Linked DNA regions of Mus musculus: region 1 is linked to region 2. Evidence: chromatin contacts called from ENCODE POLR2A ChIA-PET data. All regions are on one chromosome and are shown on one strand. Each heading gives the region's core, a stretch centred on a gene start or an enhancer-like site at or near the end of the contact. The rest is flanking DNA. Distances are from core to core; before and after follow the strand shown. Region 1 holds the start of Rps28 (ribosomal protein S28). Region 2 holds the start of Zfp414 (zinc finger protein 414).

Evidence for each region. ChIA-PET counts read pairs that join two places held with the same protein, here RNA polymerase II (POLR2A).
Region 1: POLR2A ChIA-PET joins it to region 2 with 29 read pairs in Patski. The contact joins the promoter of Rps28 here to the promoter of Zfp414 in region 2. POLR2A ChIA-PET finds 5 or more read pairs at or near these places in 3 of 5 experiments (Patski and embryonic stem cell).

What each region holds. Positions count from the first base shown.
Region 1 is chr17:33,821,755-33,828,799 of GRCm38, forward strand. Rps28 (ribosomal protein S28) reads right to left here and starts at 2,808. Exons shown (of 4, transcript NM_001355384.1): 1 at 2,680-2,808; 2 at 2,545-2,592; 3 at 1,439-1,576; 4 at 1,282-1,362. The coding sequence starts at 2,718. The coding sequence ends at 1,454. Ndufa7 (NADH:ubiquinone oxidoreductase subunit A7) reads left to right here and starts at 2,818. Exons shown (of 4, transcript NM_023202.4): 1 at 2,818-2,926; 2 at 3,847-3,896. The coding sequence starts at 2,876. It overlaps Kank3 (KN motif and ankyrin repeat domains 3), which reads left to right. Exons shown (of 11, transcript NM_030697.3): 8 at 15-160; 9 at 252-452; 10 at 532-621; 11 at 921-1,163. The coding sequence ends at 971.
Region 2 is chr17:33,626,681-33,633,916 of GRCm38, forward strand. Zfp414 (zinc finger protein 414) reads left to right here and starts at 2,412. Exons shown (of 6, transcript NM_026712.3): 1 at 2,412-2,536; 2 at 3,117-3,399; 3 at 3,687-3,794; 4 at 3,896-4,001; 5 at 4,449-4,783; 6 at 4,862-5,036. The coding sequence starts at 2,534. The coding sequence ends at 4,926.

The DNA.
Region 1 (7,045 bases), core at 1,558-4,057, 200 kb after region 2:
TTTCTTCTTCCCAGGGGTCTGTGATGTGAATCACCAGAATAGAGCTGGCTACTCTGCCCTCATGTTGGCTGCACTCACTTCTGTAGGACAAGAGGAGGAAGACATGGCTGTGGCCCAGAGACTTTTCAGTATGGGTGATGTCAATGCCAAGGCTAGCCAGGTGCAATGGACACTCCAGTCCTGATGGGTGGGTAAGGTGGTGTCCCTTTCTACTTTTAAAATACTCGAGACCTCCTTTTCTCTTTTCCCAGACTGGACAGACAGCCCTCATGCTGGCCATCAGCCATGGCCACCAGGACATGGTAGCTGCCTTGCTAGAATGCGGGGCTGATGTCAATGTACAGGATGCTGATGGGGCCACAGCACTGATGTGTGCCAGCGAGTATGGACGCCTTGATACAGTTCAATTGTTGTTGGCCCAGCCAGGTTGTGACCTAACCATCTTAGACAATGTGAGCCACTAGCAAGGGCCTGGAGTAGTGGTGGTGGTTGCCTCTGTAGCCCAGGGACCAATGTCCTATTACTTCTCAGGAGGGCACAAGTGCCCTGGCCATTGCACTGGAGGCTGAACAGGATGAGGTGGCTGCACTGCTCCATGCCCACCTGACATCAAACCACCAGGTAAGTGTGGTCCCCAAGAAACAAAGATGTTAAGCACCTTCAGAAGACCAAAGATGGAGAAACTGCCAAACAGGTCAGTTATTTCATGCAAGACTCAAATGGGGATGAGCAAGTGCTGGGTCTCCTGCATCACTGATCCCAGTTATTTACCAACCAAGCTAGGGTAGGTATCTAACATGGATTCAACCTAGGAAGCTTGGAAGATTGTTTCTTATTTCTTCCATCCTTCTACTGCACTGCCCCCCAGTGGGTGTCTGAAACTAGCCTTTTGCCTATAGGACCCCTTTTCTTTGTTCTAGGGACAGTCTTCCACAGGGTCTCCCACTGCAAAGGAATGCAATGACAAATGAGGAACCTCTACCTCTGTGAGCTGCTAACTACATCTAGACTCTCTCTGCTGTCTGAATCACAGCAGGGCACCTTGAGAAGATGCTCCCTCTAGCTTGTTAGGATGCTGAGGGGAAAGAGTGAGGCAAAGCCTGGGTAATGCCATATCCCTCAACTCACTTCATGAAACATCCTAATAAAAGTATTTCTACTAAGTTCGTATTGTGTGGATGGAAGCAGTAGGAACAAACACCTATGGGGAGGGGGGCTTTCAAAGCAGAGTGCATGGTCACTGGAGTTTTTATAAAGCCAAGACGCTGCTGGAAAAACCAATTTCTAGACAAGAATTAATATAAATGCTTTATTTAACAGTTGCAGATCATTCCGTGGGCTAAGTAGTGGATATCCAGAACCCTGTAAACAGACCCAAGCATTAGATAGAGTGCCTTTCTTACCTCCTAACAAGTCCCTCCCAAGGGTTGCCACTTACCCACCAGCTGCAAGATTAACGCAACCTTCGAGCTTCTCTTTCTGACTCCAATAGGGTGAGCACGTCACCCTCTCGAACGGGGCCTTTGACATTTCGGATGATAGAGCGGCTGGTGTCATCCATGAATTCCACTCGCACCTACAAGCCCAATACAAGAGTTAAATGCTGCTACTTACTAGTGGGGTGGAAAGGTAATATGGACCAGAGCCTGGGACAGGGGCTGGTCAGGTCAGATGGTTCAGCAGTTACAAGCATTTGTTACTCTTAAGGTCTCATTTGCCAGACCAAAGGCATTGAATCACTCACATGATAGGGTCTCTGTAGCCTGATCTGACCTTGAAATCCTGTGATCCTTCTGGAATTACAACACCCTCCCCACTTACAATTTTATCTGGGTGCCTCCAACTTACTTCAGGCTGGCCCTGATCTACGGGTCCCCCTACCTTAGTTTCTTAATTAGCTGTGATGGGAGACCTGGGTATAAGCCAGGGGAACGAACGGTCAGGGCATCTTTAGCCTAGGCTTGTCTGTCTCCTGGAGTAGGTGAGATGCCCTACCGTTCTTGTTCTATGTGGTGGACCGAGGCAAGCACACTATCAACAGTGGCCCAGGTTTTTTCGGTACTGGATCATTTTGTAGCCTAAGCTTGACTGGAACTCCAAGTGAACTTCCTTAGACATCTTTAATTACTAGCTTTGAGTTCAGTACTCAAGTTTTTTCGGGTTCTTTGTATGGTAAGCAAGTCTACTACTGACACACAGGTCCCGCCAACTCCACCTCTTTAAAAACCAAATCTTTTAGCTGGGCAGTGGTAGCCCGCGCCTTTAATCTCAGCACTTGGGAAGCAGAGGCAGGCGGATTTCTCAGTTCGAGGACAGCCAGGGTTACACAGAGAAACCCTGTCTAGAACACCCCCCCCCCCCCAACAAAAAACCACCAAAGCTTTCAAAGGCAGTCTTACTACGGTATCCGCGTTTCTTACAAAGTCATATCCTCCCTGAACCTAGCTACTAGAATTAAACGTCACCAAATCCAGTTATAATCCTGGTACTCGGGAGGACTCCGCTCCGACCCCAGGAAGTGGTCCGAATGTTCCCATCACTCACCTGCGTGCACTGTCCCTGCGAACCGGTCCTGCCCAGCACTTTGGTTACCTACAGGAAATAAGGGAAAGTTAGGCTCGACATGTTCAGCTTTCTTCTCTCTTTATTCAGGTTTCTAAACACCCGCAGTCGCCTCACCCTAGCCAGCTTGATGGGCTGCACGCGACTCGTGTCCATGATGGCGGCGATCTGGCGGAGAGGAGTCACGTGAGCAGGGGATGCCTTTTATAGTCGGCTCTGACCACGCCTCACTTTCGCTCTCGCGAGACCGCACGCGGTACCCAGGAATCCTCGGGACAGAGTCGTCACCAGCGTCCTTCGGAGCGGAAGGAATATGGCGTCCGCTACTCGCGTTATCCAAAAGCTGCGGAACTGGGCGTCTGGGGTGCGTGTGCTGTTCCGATCCGGGCCGGGAAGGATTTGGGTTCTGTACGCCCTTGAATCCTATCCCCCTTAACATCTCCTTAGTTCAGTGGATAATCCAGGATCCCTGAATTTGTGACTCCAGTAGTCAGACTCAAGGTCCTAAATGTTTTTGGCCGGGTTACTGGGATTTCCTTGGCCTTAGATTGCCTGGCTTTAGCTCCCCCCCGCCCCGCCCCTCTTCCTATCCCTTTCTCTCTTCGCCTCATTTGTCTCCCACGTGAGACCAGGTGTTTCCTCATCCCCCGTATCAGCTTGGAATCTTTGTTTGTTTGTTTGTTTTTGTTTTTGTTTTTCTTTTTCGAGACAGGGTTTCTCTGTGTAGCCCTGGCTGTCCTGGAACTCACTTTGTAGACCAGGCTGGCCTTGAACTCATAAATCCGCCTGCCTCTGCCTCCCGACTAGGATTAAAGGCATGCGCCACCACGCCCGGCTATCAGCTTGGAATCTTGTGCCCCTGTTTTTGGAAGGCTGAGGACCAGTTTTTAGATTTTGGAAGAAAACAAAGAGGTCAGGGAAGCTGTAGATCTCTGCAGCTCCTGGGAGGTTGGAGATGGATAAGAGGAGAGATAATTTAGGGTCCAAGAAAGGAGGTATATCTAGCACTGGAGCTTAGTAAGCAACTGTTTGGGTGAGAATTCCCATAATGTTAGGGTAAGCACGTTTAGTATATTGACCCATATACAGAGGAGATTTTCTTTAAAAGGAAGGCTTTTTAGGTTAGATCTTGGAAAGGCTGGAAACTTAGCCTTAAAGTTTTGTAAGCCATGCCCTTGCCTTTCTTCATATGCATGACTTGTAAACTTACCCTAACTGGCTACTTCTGTTCGCTAACCCTATCCTGGGGTTCCCTAGTTTCTGACTTCTTCTCTCCTCCCACAGCAAGACCTGCAGGCGAAGCTACAGCTGCGCTACCAGGAGATCGCCAAGCGGTGAGCAGGCCGTGCTTGCTGCCTTCATCCTGACATTCTTCCACCAAACCCAAGGCTGGCCATAGTGGTACAGTCTTTAATCCCAGCACTCGGGAAACAGGCAGGCTGAGTTCTGAGTTCAAGGCCTGCCTGATCTACATGATGGGTTCCAGGTTAACCCCTGTCTAATAAACAAACGTGAAAAAACAACCCTAAATTTGCTGTTCTCTTGAACTTTCCTTGGAGAATTGAGCAGAGATCTTTCTTGTCAGGCTGTGAAAGCAAAAATTTAACTTTTAACTTCATTGGGTTGTCTTGGAATAGTTAGGAGATAGGTTGTATTATTTGTTGGTCTCTTGGGTAGCTTTGCAGTCTTCATTGTGACCACCCACATGAAATGCTATGTTCTCAAGCTACTGAAGGGGGAGGATGAGGCCCATGTAGGCCAAGTCATTGCTTAAAGTCAGTTTTGATCACATTTATATACTGATGAGTCTTTGCCTTGTCCTCAGGCTTTTGGATGCCAATACAAACGAGTGTTCTTGCTTTGTGGGGTTGGTGGCTTTAGCACTCAGAGACTCCACCTCACTTTGCTGAGTTCAGAATGAGCCCCTGTGTGAAAACCCAGCAGACGCCAAGGGAGGGAAATATCTGAAACAGTGCCCAGTCTGGTCTCAAAATTGTCGTGTAGCTGCAGTATGGCCTTACACTCATGATCCTGCTTCTGTCTTCAAAGCGCTGGGATTTCAGCAGTAGATACCACTATACGTATATAGCAGTATACGTATATAGCAGTATACTAGGTTTACGTAGTGCAAGGGATGCCTTTATCAAGTGAACTACACCAGCCCTCAACTTAAATTCTATCTTCATCTTTTTTTCTTAAAAGATTTTTAGATTTATTTATACTCATATGTGTGTTGTGCCTGCATGAGTTTATGTATATGGGCCTGATGCCTGTGAGTTCAGGAGACTGCGTGAGAACCCCTGGAACTAGAGTTTCGGGTGATTGTGAGCCACTATGTGGGAATCAAATTCTGGTTCTCTCCAAGAGTAACAAGTAAGTGCTCCACCCAGAGAGCCATCTCAACAGCCTCATAATTGTCTTTATTTCTTTTGTGGATGTTGTCAGGGAGGGATAAATACAGCATGCATTAAAAAAACATTTATAAAAACAACATTTATCTATCTATCTATCTATCTATCTATCTATCTATCTATCTATCTATCTATTTATCTATTTAAGGCAGGTCTTACTTTGATCAGTTTCACATGCTGAATTGGCTGGGCATGTGTTCCTGTTCAGAGGCAAGCTCTTACACTGTAGTCCTGAATGGCATGGACCCCAAGTTGGCTTGAAGGCTGTAAGGGAAAGGAGTTGCACGGATTTACTGGAAATACAGGCAGGAGCCAGCTTCTTCGGGGTAAAGGCGCCCTCTAGTGGTTCACTTGGGTTTTGGCATTGGACAAATGTTCTTTTTACTTTGCTGTGAACAGATGAACATATATGTGAACATAGCATATATGTTCTTCAGGCAAATTCTAAATTTCACAGATGTGTTTGTCATTTTAGAACTTTATAGCTTTTTCCTTTTTAATATTACTGGAGTTATTGTTTATGTTTGTGTGTGTTTGTGTATAGGTCAGAGGAAAACTTGTGGTAATAGTTCTTTTCTTCCCACTATTTGGGTCCCAGAGATTAAAGTCAGGTCATCAGGCTTGGTGGCAAGCACCTTTACGTGCTGAGCCCTCTGCCTGGCTATCACTTTTTTTTAAGTTTTATTTTGTTTTGTGTGTGGATGTTTTATGTGCATGTATGGCTGTACAGGCATTATATGCATACAATATCTCTGAGGCCAGAAGTTGTTGGATCTCCTGGAACTGGAGTTATGGATGGTTGTAAGCCACCATGTGGGTGCTGGGAACTGAACTGGGGTTCTGCAAGAAATGCTGCCTATTGTGCCACCTCTCCAGTCTCCAGCCTTTTCCTCAAAAGACAGGGTATCACTGGGCAGCTCAGGCTGTCCTGGAACTCGGCTCTGCACCTCTCCTGCTTCAGTGTCTTGAGTACTGGGACTGTAGTGGTGTACCCAGTCAGTATCCAGCCATATGTCTCACTTTACCTTTTTTTAATTTTAAAAGGGTTTTTGTTTTGTTTTGTTTTTTTGACAGAGTTTCTCTGTGTAGCCCTTGGTATCCTGAAACTTGCTTTGTAGACAAGGATAGTCTTGCATTCAGAGATCTGTCTTCCTCTGCTTCCTGAGTACTGGGACTAAAAGGCATGTACTCCAGCTAATTTTAGGAAATTTTTAGGTTTTTTGAGATGGGGCTTCTTTGTGTAGCTCTGGCTGCTGTGGAATTCTATTTGTAGACCAGGCTGGCCTAGAACTCAGAGATCCTCCTGTCGCCTGTCTGTACCCCCTTGAGTGCTGGGATTAAAGGTGTGCTCTACCACTGCCTGGCAGTCTTAGGACATTTTAAGCTAGGCATAGTGGTACAGGCCTTTAAATCCTAGGACTGGAATGCAGAGGCACGTGAACTCTGAATTTGAGGCCAGCAGCCTGGTCTATATAGAATTCTAGGACAGCCAGAGATCTTATCTCAAGAAAACAAAAAACCCAACCTCCCCCCATTATTAAATAAACTATATAAGTCATATAAATTGTTTCTATGCATATGTGTGAAGATGTTCCTGTTTGCATACAGAAGCCAGGAGAAGGCATTGGATCCCATGGGACTGGAGTTGCAGGCATTTGTGGAATGCTGTGCTTGTTATGCATCTGCTGGGATCTACACTCTGTTCCTTATGATTGCATAGCATTTACTCTTAATGGATAAGCTGCTGTCTAGCCTTTGTTGTTGTTTCTTTTTTTGTTTAATATTTTTTAGACAGTTTCATGTAACCCATGCTGACTTGGAGCTTCCGTTGCTGAGAATGACCTTAAGCTGATTCTTTTGCTTGCTCTTCCTGTGCATTGGTATTTTGTCTGCACGTCTGTCTGTGTGAGGCTGTCAGGTAACCTGGAGCTGGATGACAGACAGTTGTGAGGTGCCATGTGGCTGCTGGGAATAGAAACATTGTCCTTTGGAAGAGCAGCCAGTGTTAACTGCTAAGCCATTTCTCAGCTCTGCCATATTTTTTATTTAAAAAATAAAATGGCTTTTACATT
Region 2 (7,236 bases), core at 1,162-3,661:
TGGATGGATCACAGGGCCCACAATGGAGGAGCTAGAGAAAGTAACCAAAGAGCTAAAGGGATCTGCAACCCTATAGGTGGAACAACAATATGAACTAACCAGTACCCCCGGAGCTCATGTCTCTAGCTGCATATGTATCAGAAGATGTCCTAGTCGGCCATCAGTGGAAAGAGAGGCCCATTGGTAGTGCAAACTTTATATGGGGAAGGCCAGGGCCAAGAAGTGGGAGTGGGTGGGTGGGGGAGTTGGTGGGGGAGTGTGGAGGGGACTTTTGGGATAGCATTCGAAATGTAAATGAAATAAATACCTAATAAAAATTTTTTCAAAAAAAAAAAAAAAGAGTTGCCTTGGTCATGGTGTCAGTTCACAACAGTAAAATCCTAACTAATACACCCATTAAGGGGTGGAATTTGGTAAGGCAGATTCAAATGTCTTTGAGTCATTTCTCCCTCAGTAAGTAACCCCTTGCCTATATCCCTGTAGTAACTTAAGAAAACCCTTGATCCACTATAGTGGCTTTGGTGTTATTCATACTTTGCTCTGTCATGGGTTATTTATCTAAGGTGAGTAGAAGTGTTTGTGTTTCCCTGGAAAAAGTCTTGTCATACAACTGATCCTACCATAGAAATATGACGACCTAAGTTCATATCCCCAGATACCAGGTAAATGCCAGGTGGGCACTATGGCCCACCTGCAGCTTCAGCCTCAGACAGTAGAGACCGTGCATCCCCAGAGCAAGAATAGTCATATTGTTGAGCTCTGAGTTTGATTTTGAGGTCCTGTCTCATCGAATAAGGAGGAAGAGGCCTGGAGGATTATTCCCCACTGCAACCACCAGCCTCCATATGCACAAGCCACAAAGTGAACATGTACCCACAAATGTGAGTATGCACCTGCAAACAAATACCCCACAAACATGTGTGCATATATACATGCAACCACATACACAAAAATGGAAAAACAAACATTCATCAATGACTACTTCAGAAACCATGGTTTCTCTCTCTTCCACCTCTTGAAAGTCCTACAGGAGCCAGGCGTGGTGGCGCACGCCTTTAATCCCAGCACTCGGGAGGCAGAGGCAGGCAGATTTCTGAGTTCGAGGCCAGCCTGATCTACAGAGTGAGTTCCAGCCAGGGCTACACAGAGAAACCCTGTCTCGAAAAAACAAAACAAAAGAAAGAAAGAAAGAAAGAAAGAAAGAAAGAAAGAAAGAAAGAAAGAAAGGAAGGAAGAAAGGAAGCCCTACAGGACTCACCCAAGTTCTCTTTCTGACCTCCATACCAACATCTTTATTCTGTTTCAATAGTGCAGAGGTCTCGCCCTTGCTTACGAAAGGGGAGCTTGCTCTTTGCCAGCTCAGGACATCTGCGCCAGCTTGCTGTAGTGCTCTGCTTCTGTAGGCATCAAGGCACAGCTCAAGTCACCCCCTTAGACAGGCTTCCCTGACTCCTCATTTCACATCAGTTTTGTTTGTTTTCTTATCTCCTAGGATAGATCCAAGATCATTTTTCTGCTGTTGTTGATTTATTGTCTCTCCATTTTCTTGGTTGACTAGAGACTCCCAAGAGCAGTACTAAGTTCCTGGCACATAGGATGCACTTAAGGAAAGTAGGGTGGGCAGGCGACCTCTCAGTAGTAGTGCACTTGGGATTCATTTTCACACCTCTCGACCTGTGGAATTTGCTTGTTCCTGAAGATCCATTAGTTAGAGTGTTTCTCACATTGGGCTATTACAACAGATTCGTACTTGCTGCACACTGGATGTGCTGAAAATTTTATGGTGCTTGCTAGGAAGATGGGTCTGTGCAGACACAAGGGACCAGGGTTCAAACCCACAATCATGTAAATGAGAAAGAGTTTGGATCTCTAGCCCTCCCTGTGAGGCATAGCAGCTTCCTGTAATCAGGGCCCTTTGGAGGTGGACACAGGAATCTTCTGACAAGTAAGTTAGCTAGCTAGGTGGGAACTGGTGAGCTCCAACTTCAGTGAGAGATGTTGCCTCAGTGAATGAAGTGGAGAGCAATGAAGGAAGACAATGTCTACCTTGGACCTCCGCTCTTACCTGCTCACATCTGTGCATATACATATTCATTTGTACGTGTATGTGTACAGAGCTAAGGATGTGGCTTGCTTTGTAGAGAGTTTGCCTAGCATATATGAAAACTCTGGGTTTGATACTCAGTACCACCTAAAACCTGGTGTATTGGCATCTAAGTTCAAGGTCAACTTCTGTGTAAGGCCAACCTGGGCTATAAAAGTGGGGAGGGGAAGAGCTTTTGTCAGTTTTCTCTGAAATTTAAGACCAATCAAAAGCAGACCTTCTCTGTTTCTGTATAAGAGCTGCAGTGTAGTCTCAGGCCCCTCCTTCTAGAGAAGCGCCCAGAATTAGGCCACACCCCATGTCTCGCGAGATCTGAGAAGCGGGAAAATGGCGCCGATGTGAGCGAGAGACCGTGTCGCCGAGGAAGACGCCCCTGCTGGAGCCAGAGCCTCCGAAGGCACGGGAACCAGAGGTGTAACTGAGTAGAGGATGGTGAGCGCAGCACCCCGCACGCGGACGCGGAAGAGCAGCGGGACTGACAGGGAACGGTCCTGCCGCGCGCCCCCCTCCAGCTGACCCCGCCCCCACATCCGGGTCCCCGCCCGCCTCTGACTGTCACTTAGCTTTCGTCCAGCCCTGAAGGCCGGGCCACACCCACTCTCCTAGAGTTCAGTCCCTAAATTTAACACGTATTGGCTCAGAGCGTCTATCTGCTCAGCTCTAGCTTAGCCAGTATTCCCCATCATCACACGATCCACTGTAGGCCCTCCAGCATTTCCTAGTTGCTCCTCTAGGCCACACCTCCGCCCCTAGTGCCTCTCCTGCCAAAATTGAGGAAGGGATGTTAATGCTGCTTTTTTATGCATAATCCCTGATAACTCCTGCAATTGGAATTAGGAGACAGTAGCTCGGTCTGCCCTTATCTCCCGTATCTTGCTGGTGACTCAGAAAGTGGAATGACTGGGTAATATCTGGTGAGTGTTGAAGGAGTCTGTCTTGTGGACCTTTGTAGTAGAAGGGCATCTGTCTGACCTAGGGATCCCAGCCTGATTTTAGCCACTTCTTGCACCAGGAGGAACCATCCAGGCCCAGCTCGGACACGCTGACCACTGTAGAATCCAGCTCCGGTGAGCCAGACAAGGAGGTGGCATCTCCAGATGGGGCAGCTCCAGCCACTTTTTCCTCCGTGGAGGAGCCCAGCCCTAACCCAACAGCCATGCCACCAGTGTGGGACCATGGAGGACCTCTGCAGCAAGTTGCCTATCCAGCCTCAGACAGTTGCCAGACTGGCTCAACCAACACAGGCGTGGGGACCAATGAGGACCTTCGGTTGCCCAGACGCCGTCCACCGCCAGGTTATCTGTGGACCTTTCTGGGGAGTCACATGCCTTTGATAGGGCTGAGATGGTGCAAGACAAGGAATCACCTTTTATCCCATTGCGGGGGTGGGGGGGTGGGGTGGGGGGTGGTCTTCACCATTTACTGAGCACCTTGTCAATATGTCAGGTGTGGCTCCAGAGATGAACTAAACCAATCCAGCCCTTCCGGGCAGTTTATTCTGACAGTGGCTGGGTGGGGAGTAATCAAGGCTTTTGGGTAGGTCAGTAAGGAAGAGAGTAATGACACCCATTCGTTCCTGCAGGGAAACAAATACCCTGCTCTAGCCCCGGCTGCTGCCTCAGTTTCCCCAGTGTTCGTGATCTAGCACAGCATCTCCGTACCCACTGCCCACCCACACAGTCACTGGAAGGTAAGATGAGGGTTGCTGATAGTGAAGCAGATAGGCAGAGCCCCCCCCCCCAGAGTTAGTCTTAACCACCCCACTCCACATCTGCACTTTATCCCTACCAGGCAAACTCTTCCGATGCTCCGCGCTGAGCTGCACTGAGAGTTTCCCCAGCATGCAGGAGCTGGTAGCCCACGGCAAGCTGCATTACAAGCCCAACCGCTACTTCAAGTGAGAGCCTGACCATCCCCCTCTTTCAATTCCCAGATCTTTAGTGCTTCTTAGTGTGTGTGGAGGAAGGGTGGGTTGAAGTATGAGTGTGGCCTGGGAAACCAGCTCCAACCATGCATGGAAAACAGATGGGAATTAAGTCATTCTGGCTACGGGCTCAGTTTGGAGGTGCAGGGTATACATGCCGTGGTTCCGTCCAGTTCTACCTCATGTCTTATGTGGAAAACTGGCACTTAAGTAAAACCAAACTTGAGATTCTGAGCTGGAAAGGTCCAGAAGAATTAAGACTACAGTAAAGGAGGGCCTGTAGGCCAAGCTCCTTTACTTTGTGTGCAGTACTACAGAGATTCTGATATAGATACCCTTCCTACATCTTGGTCCCTGGGAAGCAGTGGATAGGCCCTTCCTGTTGCCCAGGATATAGTCCAGTACTGTGCCTGCCCCCAGGTGTGAGAATTGCCTCCTGCGCTTCCGCACTCACCGTTCACTCTTCAAGCATCTGCATGTTTGTATAGACCATGGTCAGAACCCAGCCCCGCCACCACCCCCTGCCCTGGACAAAGAGCCACCTGTACCCGAGCGTCCCCCAGAGTCCGACCCTTCGTCTTCCCTGGGCCTGCCATTCCCACTACTTGAGCCTTTTACCTCTGCCCCCACTGGGCCCTTCCTTCCATACTTGAACCCTGCACCCTTTGGCCTGAGTCCCCCTCGACTGCGCCCATTCCTGGCTGCCACTCCAGGGCCACCAGCATCCAGCACTGCCATCTGGAAGAAGAGTCAAGGTGAGTATAGGAGCAGGTTGCCTGCAAAGCTGGCTGAGCCCACCTTTATTCTGAACTTGAACTGCTTCTTTCCTGCAGGCGCTACCAGTAGTCCCAGAAGACCTCAGGGTGGCTCTGATGCGCCCTCAGGTGCGTGCAGGTGACCACCAGGGCAGGGTGGAGGGGCCTTCATTCCTATGCCCTGTGTGGGCCTTGCGAATGCTGGAAAGCAGCAGTGCCTGTCCCTTAAAATACATGATTTTTACCTTTAAAATGACTGGTACCTATGCCTTCATCTGCGCTGGCGTTCCTGTGTAAACATTTGTGTCTTGTCCAATCTCTGAGTGCTCTTCTCCGGTGGTGGATCCAGGGATAGGAGGCAAATGTGGTGCCTGCGGTGATGGGCAGTCAAGCCCAGGAAAAAGAATCCAGCTTGCCTGGACCCTGGCAGCTGAGGGGGATGGACCCAGGGAAAAGTCTAATCTGTTCTGGCCAACGTCTACCATCCATGGTTGAAAGGCTTTCTGGAGGGAGACTGAGGTGCCTGCAGGGTACCTGGCTCCCAGCCACATCACGTGGAAACACACAGATGGCTGCTATTTGTGTATGCAGTGTGTGACTTCTTCAAGAGCCTCACGGTCCACTTCCAGGACCATCACCCTGGTCACCCCACAGCCCTGACACCTGGGTTCCTTGGTGCCAACACCCAGTTGGATAAGGCTGAGCAATGTTCAGGCATAGAGCTAGAAGCAAGGGATGAGACCTAGGCTCAGCTGGCCCCCCCTCAACTCTATACAGACTCAACCCTGTTTGCTCCTGGGGTGTCACAACTGTCAGAGGGGGAGAAGCTAGTTTTATGGAAGCTTTGAAACAGCTCTGTTGAACTGAGTGGGAAGGAATACAGAGAGTTTTGTAATTTGAGGGAGGAGGGGACAATAGAGGAGGCACGTTGAGCTAGTGTGTGCTGTCTTGGGTCCCTTACCCCCCAGATAAGATTTTTTTTCTAATTTTTTTTATTTTTTGAGAAAGTATGAGAGTGTATGTGTGTACACAAGTGTAATTAATGCTCATGGAAGCCAAAAGAGGGTATAGGAGCCCCAAGCACTTGTAAGCTGTCGGGATGGGTGCTGGGAACCAAACTTGGGTCTTCTGTAAGAGCAGTATGAGAGTGAATTTTTTTTAAGCGTCACAGCTAATTTCTTTTAAAAATTAATTTATTTTAAACTTTTAACTGTGATTCCTCTCCTGCAACCCACCACCACCACCCCCCAAATAAGCACTAGGCTGTTGGACTAGGGTGCTCACATGCAATGGGAGGGCGACTTAGAATTGGCTTCACAGAATCTGGCCCTCATCAGTACTCCTGTTTTCCTGGCACCTCAGCCATGGGATCTCTCTCCAACTCAGTGCCCATCGTAGCCAGCTGTAGATAGGGTAGTCAGTGCCCACTGTTCTGTTCCACAACTTCCAGAAACCAGATACAATAGGGTTGTTCTTTATTCCAGGTTGTTTTCCTTTATTTAAAAACAAACAAACAGGCATAGTGGCACATGCCTTTAATCCCAGCACTTGGGAGGCAGAGTTAAGTGGATCTCTGAGTTTATGGCCAGCCTGTTCTACAGAGCTAGTTCTAATATAGTCAGGACTACACAGAGAAACAGTGTCTTGAAATTTCATGGCTCACCATGTTCAAGTGCTTGCCTATGCAGCCCTGATGGCCTGTGTGAGGCAGAGAGGGAAAGATCAAGTCTCCAAAGTTGTCCTTTCATATATTAGGCCCCGAGTTTAAAGTATTGTGGCACGCACCTTTAATCCCCGCACTTGCTAGACAGTCAGGCAGATCTAAGTGACAAGGTCCAGCCAGGGTACATAGTAAACACTATCTCAAGAAATTTTGTTATTAGTATCAAGAATTAGGAAGGCAAGCCGGGCGGTGGTGGTGCACGCCTTTAATCCCAGCACTCGGGAGGCAGAGGCAGACGGATTTCTGAGTTCGAGGCCAGCTTGGTCTACAGAGTGAGTTCCAGGACAGCCAGGGATATACATTGGAACCTTGTCTCGAAAAAAAAAAAAAATTAGGAAGGCAATGTGGAAATCTAGGTGTGAGTAAACTCTGAGCTCTTCTGCATTAGACCTCCACCTCCCTTGCTCCTGAGGCCAATGGATTCAGAGAGAGAAGAGCCTGGGTTACTGTAGTTGAAGAGTTGAGAAGGGGCAAGATGGGGAATTGAACTTTTTCCGCATCCTCCTTTCAGTCAGCAAACCTTGTGTTGTTGCTGGCTTCTGCCCCAATCTCCATTCTGGAGAGTTGGGTCCATTTGAAATGTACTGAGGATGGAGATGTAGCTCAGTACAGTACTTGCCTACCATGCACAAATTCTTGAGCTCTTTCTGTCCCAAGCACCACATAAGCCAGGCATGCTAATAAGTGCATACATTTCCTCCAGAACTTGGAAGGGGTGGGAGAGTGGACT